Regions from separate parts of the Homo sapiens genome. Here region 1 is linked to region 2. A link is a contact called in ENCODE Hi-C or POLR2A ChIA-PET data. All regions are on one chromosome and are shown on one strand. Each heading gives the region's core, a stretch centred on a gene start or an enhancer-like site at or near the end of the contact. The rest is flanking DNA. Distances are from core to core; before and after follow the strand shown.

Evidence for each region. Hi-C counts contacts between places; a loop is a spot of excess contacts on that map. ChIA-PET counts read pairs that join two places held with the same protein, here RNA polymerase II (POLR2A).
Region 1: a loop to region 2 is called in a map of lower leg skin, with 16 times the contacts of the local background. The contact joins the enhancer-like site here to the promoter of SELL in region 2. A Hi-C loop is called at or near these places in 1 of 168 maps with a recorded cell type or tissue (lower leg skin). POLR2A ChIA-PET finds 5 or more read pairs at or near these places in 1 of 52 experiments (RWPE1).

Annotation. Positions count from the first base shown.
Region 1 is chr1:170,727,989-170,731,527 of GRCh38, forward strand. The region is part of intron 3 of PRRX1 (paired related homeobox 1); the gene reads left to right. Among named protein-coding and RNA genes, the nearest start is that of PRRX1, 66 kb to the left of the region's middle. Within about 2 kb of position 1,868, at least 4 of the 41 ENCODE cell types and tissues checked have a DNase peak (open chromatin) inside an H3K27ac peak, as active enhancers do.
Region 2 is chr1:169,710,215-169,713,376 of GRCh38, forward strand. It overlaps SELL (selectin L), which reads right to left and starts at 1,406. Exons shown (of 9, transcript NM_000655.5): 1 at 1,282-1,406; 2 at 222-303. The coding sequence starts at 1,284.

The DNA of each region.
Region 1 (3,539 bases), core at 618-3,117, 1.0 Mb after region 2:
ACACGCTAAATGGCTTGGAAAATGGGTGTGGTTCAAAGCCTGATGCTTCAAGATCTCTGGTTTGAATTTGGTCACAACCAGGAAGTATTGCCCCTTTTTCTGTCTGGGTCCTCCATAGGAACTTTTCATACCAGCCATAAACAATCCAGATGGCTGCCACGTGGTCCTTACCAGTGAGAGGCGTCACACAGCACACACTGCATGAATGGGGATGAAATCATTCCTGAATTAATATAGGGTTATATTACTTGGACCTCAGCCATTTGAGCCTCAGTGTCTGCATCATATGTGTTTAGTATATGGACATCTAACTGAAATTATTAACGTGGCAATTTATGCGTGCCTTTTTTGGAAATATTCTATTTTAATGGAAAGAATTATGTAGAAATACTGGATACATTTTTAAAAACATCCATAATTCACCATCTTGACATAACTAGTATATTCATTTTTGTGATTAGAGTTCAATGTTTTATATAGATGTAGCTTTAGTGTATATATTATTTTGTATTCTGCTCTTTTCACTTAAAGTCATATGACCTAGTACATTTTACTCATTTCTTGGTATGCTTTTATATCATTTCTCTCTTAGAAATTGGATTTGTAAAAATTAATTTAGAAAATCATAAAATCTGTTCATATTCTGTATGAAGAATAAATTAATCTTCAGATATAAGCAGAAAAGTGATGTTAAAACAATAATTTAATCAATAATAATGTTTTTTGATCCAATGTTGACTGAAGTGTTTATATTTTGGTTGATTTCTAAAAGTAGCAAAAAGCTATTCTGTTATTTGGAGAATTTTCTGCTATGTTTAGAACCAAACTATGTTATGATTTCACACTTTGAAGCTTGATAGGAAATATTGTTAAGGAAATAAAAAAGAAAAACAAGTGATCCAAAGCAAAGGAAATGATAGACTTTTGTGTTATGAAAAATTAACTCACTGTTCTTGTTGGTACTATTATGTCAAGTTAGTTATCTCACATGTGACACTCATTAAAAGGCATTTCTCTTGGTTAATTCTTGGAACACTGTTGTGTGATAGCTCTGTCTTGCTGTGCTTCCAAAGAAGAGACTAAACACTTGCCCAAATTTAAGTCTTCAGCAAGGAGAATTAGAACTAATGCTTGTGTTCCCTGTTTTCATCCAACATGTTAAGCCACACGACTATATTTTCATTCAAATTAAACCTTGCATTGTATTGAAAGTAGTAAAAAAAGTATAAGATTGGAAAACTATCTAAAATCCCCTTTTTATGCAAGAGATATCTCAGATCAGTGAGGCATGCCTGCAGCTGAAGTCCACACTCTGTGGGGACCTCATCCCATTGGACTGATAGACGTGGCTTGGTCATACAAGCCAGAGACAGTGAGCGACAGTTTTGCCAGAAAGGATATTTTGCTGACTTCCACAGTTATCCCCTGAAAAAAGAAAGGAGAAAACCAAGGCATAAAAGCAGTTATTTGCATATGGTCAGAATTTTGGGTTGGAAAATAGCCAACATACTTTTTTCTGGGTGTCTTTTACATCCAGAGTCATGGATGTGTAATTTATTGTTCAAACTGGGACATTTTTTAGAGTGAAAGGGGAGCATTATTAATAATTATACTAGGACAACAGGTATAAGCCAGGATTGTCCCTAGCAAACTGGGACATATAGTCTGCTCTAATTATAGCTTGTCATGACCTCACTCATTCCCTTGAGCATGTTAGAGGTGATGACATTAGGCAGGCAACTGAGTCACCAGAGGGACAAAGCATTCCCTATCACGGACACTGTTGTCCTGGCAGGTGCCTTCTTTACATCCGTGGCCAGTTAAAGGAAGCTTGTTTTTGGCACACACACCCATTGCTTAACTCAGAACTATTTTTCTTAGGCAACTTGTAAGAGTGAAAGCACACACAAGCACCAGAATTATTCAGACTCACTAATCTTGCAGTGCTTTGCTTCGTGCTTCGTGGGTAGCAGTGATCAACCAAGTCCTGAACTTTTGACTGTTATTTGAGATGAAGTAGCCAAGAAACATTTTCTCAGAGACATCCTTTCCTAGGTGAAGTGGATAGTGAATGGCCTGGTTTTGCATTATTTACCTGAAGTGCCATTTCCAGAGGGAGGGCTGGGCTTAAAAGAAAGCTAGTGATGAGTGAAAGAGAGGTCAGCTATCCTTGTCCACAGCTTCCCTCCCCATCCTTCTCCTCCCCTCATTTGATCGTGGTCATGGTGCTGCCTGACATCTGCTGAACGCATTTGGCTTATTTCTCCCTTTCACACTTTCAAAAATAGATCCTCGTCCCTCCCAAGATGTTGTTTACACGAGGGGCTTCATAACGGATTCTAACGGAAGACACTGAAAAGGTAACTTGTCAGAGGGGGAAGAGGGTGGCTGCTTGGGGTAGGGTTTAAGTGGGAATTCAGAGTGTTTAAGAAAGTGGGGGTTGCAGTTCTAGAAATTTCAGCAGTGAAGTCCTCAAGTGAGGAATATTATTGGTAACCAGAGCTGCAAGAAAGCATGTCCACTAAATGAAGCATAGTGTGATACTAATCTAGAGCAGGGCTCTTCAGAGATTGCTGTGCACAGGAAACATCTGGGATCGCGTGACTGTGCAAACTCTGATTCACTAATTCCAGGTTGGAGCTTGGATTGTGTATCTCTAACTTGCTTCTAGGTGATGCTGATGCTGTTGACACTTGGTACACATTTTGAATAGCGAGACTTTGTAGGTTACAGGACGGGGTTCGGAAGAACTACGTTCTTGTCCTGGCTTCTGCTGCTCCTCAGGCCAGTCAGATCATTGCTCTCTTATGCAGCTTTGTATCTAACATGAAGCTAGCAATAATCTCCCTATTGCTTATTTCACAGGGGTGTTTGGAACCTATCGATAAGCAGTGTGCGCTTCAAAAAAAGTCTTGCAACAATAGAAAGATACAAGAGGCTTTATATATAAAAGTATTTCTAAAATGAAAAGTTAAACATAGCAGAAAGATCACTGAACATACAGTACAAACGGAAAGCTTACCAATGAAATGTGCAAGTGTGTTCACTTTAAGAGATAAATATACGTATTAGAAAATCAACTTCTGAATTTCAAAACAGAAGTTAGAAATAGAAGTTAGTTATTTAAATCACAAAAGATCCCTTTCCAAAGAATTTACCAGATCTCTTTTTAAAAGTAAATTTCCCTAGGAAAACTGGTATTACATTTTATCAGGTGAAGCAAGTATGCCTCCGTTGTTCTTGCACTGACAAAAGAACAAACCCGAGACTTTCTGCAACTTCTATGCATCACAGTCTTGAACACCGTAACCCCTACAGTCTTTGAAAAAATCCTGAGCTGGTGAAACCCAAGGATTTCAGGAAAACTCATAGACTTCTCGGCTGACAGATTTGTCTTTAGGGTGAAATTGTAAACATCTTGTCATCATTTGTTCAAAGGGCCAAATAGAAAACAAAGAGTTGAAAATAGAGTCAGGTATTATTTTTTTCCCAAGCTATCAATTGTTTTGTGATTTGTGGGACTTAACACTATAGGTGTT
Region 2 (3,162 bases), core at 156-2,655:
GGGATTTGAACTCTACAGCATGGGCTATTATAGGTTAAAAATAGTGTTCAGGAGTTTCTGGGGAAGAACTAAAGGTAAGAAGAAAAGAGATGTTTACAGAAGGGATAGAATTAACAGCTCTGTGAAATAATTTTCCCTTAGACTATGTATAACTAGTGGATATTTAAGAAAAATGAATATAAGTAAAATAGACTTAGCGATATATAAATATCATAACATACCACAACAGAGCATTGTCCACCCCCACAACTTGAAGATGTTCCATAAGTCCCTCTGGGTGCTCTGACATTTCCATGGAAATATCTGCAAATGAAATACAAAATTATATTTAGATGTATACTCTTAAACCACACATTTATAGCCTTTGAGGTGGTGCTTACAACTTTCTTAATAATCAGAATAAAACACATATGTCTACTAACCCTGTCTGAGGTAACAGGTTTCTCAGACATAGATGAAAAATTACTTCAAATTTACATCAGAACTGATGCACAGTTTTGTTTTGTTCTATTTTATTTTTACGCTTTAGTCTCAAGTTGCTAATCGGTACTGCCCTGAATTTTTTCTATGGTTTGGTAATTTTTATACCTGCTTTTCTGCTGAGCTATTAGATAAAACTATTTAATATTTACTATGTATATTTTTTAAAGTATTGTTGCTGCTTAATTAACTATTGATGCTTATATTTAATGTTATAGCCTCACTCTTGATCATAATGGGTCAATGCCTCAAATACCTAAAAAAAAAAAAAATTAGATAGCCAGACACCAGGAAAGAAAAGTATTTCTTTTTTTAATAAAAAGAAATACCTTTTTGAGCAACTGAAATGACAAAGTCACAAATTTCCTGCACACCTTAAAATATACTTAATGTAAATGACGAGTTAATGGGTGCAGCACACCAACATGGCACATGTATACATGTGTGACAAACCTGTATGTTGTGCACATGTACCCTAGAACTTAAAGTATAATTTTAAAAAAATTCTATCTTCCAAAGCATATCACTTCTCAGGTAGACACAGTGTTTATTGCAAAAGATCTGATTTCAATAGTATTTCTTCAAGAGTCTCCCCAGAGACAAAGTCAAGAAGAGGAAATCAGCATATCTGAGAAGAAAGATTTCAGGATCACTTTTTTTGAGGGTCTGAGAAAATGTTTAGTTTCTATATTATTTAAAACCAGAATTGAAATGGGGTGATTCCTATCCTTGCCACCTGCCTCTACAACCCCAAGAGTTTCTATCTGAGCATCTAAACGTCTTTTAGGCTGAAAGGCTCACCATGGCTTTGCTTGGTCCTTCTCTAGTTCTTCTGCAGCCCATTGAGCCTCTTGACTTAGCACAAGGGTCTCAGGTCCTTGCCCAAAGGGAGTGTGCTGTGCTGCAGGTAGACTGCACTGAATGTCAACAGAAAGCCTTGCTTTCTTTCATTTCTCTAACCCAGTCTCACATCCTCCTCCTCCTCCCCTTTTCCCTCCCCTTCCTCCTGCACTTCTCTTTCCTCTTTCCCCACCCCTTTCCTAGACTGGCCTCTATTGCCTCCCACTGAGACAAAAATGAACTGCTGATCAGAAAGTAATGTGACTAGATTCTCTCTTCCTTCCCTCCTTTCTATCCTTCCTTCCATTCTCCTATGCATCTTTCCTTACCCTCCTCCTCCTTCACTCATTGTTGTTGCTGTTCTTCTTCCTCTTCTTTTTCCTCCTGCTCCTCTTCTTCTACTTGTTCTTGTTCTTGTTTTTGTTTGGTTCTTGTTCTCCTCTTCCTCCTTCTCTCTCTCCTCCTCCTCCTTCTTTTCCACCACCCTCCCCTATCTTTTTCATAAATGCTAAACTAACTCTTGGCTACCTGTGGTAAATGGCCCTTGGAAATTGCAAATACTACAAATCAAAACTGCATTTCAGACATATTTATGATGTTTGCAAAACTTCAGTAGAGCTAAGCAGTGGACTTGACTCGTTTCGGTTCCTTCACCTCCGTCTTTCCTTGCTCACCACCTAGTGGACGTCCTTGTTAGTGGCACTTCCTGAAGTTAACCCCTGAAGAGAGCCCATGCTCTCTAGCTTTTCACCGTGTAGGTTTGGGAGCCTACAAGTACCTTTAATATTCTTGGACTATAAAATGAGATGGTTTTATAAGACTGCATGTGAAATTAGGACCCATATGATGAAGGACAATAAAAAGGAAGACCCACTGATGTGAGTCAATGAGTCAAATGCAAATCAGATTTGCATTTTTAGGAAAATAATAATAACAACAACAAAAACTCTGAAGCTCAGCGCCCCATATTTATTATATTGTTTAATCTTTATAACAGCTCTCTGCTATAGATATGATTATTATCCCCATTCTAAAGAGTCTCAAAGAGGTTAAGAAACAAATTCAAAAACTAGCGAAAGACAAGAAATAACTAAGATCAGAGCAGAACCATAGGAGGTAGAGACACGAAAAAGCCTTCAAAAAATCAATAAATCCAGGAGCTGCATTTTGAAAAGATTAACAAAATAGATGGACCACTAGCTAGACTAATAAGAAAGAAGAATCAATAGACACAATAAAAAATGGTAAAGGGGATATTACCACTGATCCCGTAGAAATACAAACTACCATCAGAGATTACTATAAACATCTTTACACAAATAAACTAGAAAATCTAGAAGAAATGGATAAATTCCTGGACACATACACCCTCCCAAGACTAAACCAGGAAGAAGTCAAATCCCTGAATAGACTAATAACAAGTTCTGAAATTAAGGCAGCAATTAATAGCCTACCAACTAAAAAAAGCCCAGGACCAGATGGATTCACAGCCAAATTCTACCAGAGGTACAAAGAGGTGCTGGTACCATTCCTTCTGAAACTATTCCAGAGAATAGAAAAAGAGGAACTCCTCCCTCACTCATTTTATGAGGCCAGCATCATCCTGATACTAAAACCTGGCAGAGACACAACAAAAAAAGAAAATTTCAGGCCAATATCCCTGATGAACATCATTGCGAAAATACTCAATAAAATACGGCAAACTGAATCCAGCAGCACATCAAAAAGCTTATCAACCACAATCAAGTTGGCTTCATCCCTGGAATGCAAGGCTGGTTCAACATACACAAATCAATAAACAGAATCCATTACGTAAACAGAACCAATCACAAAAACCACGTG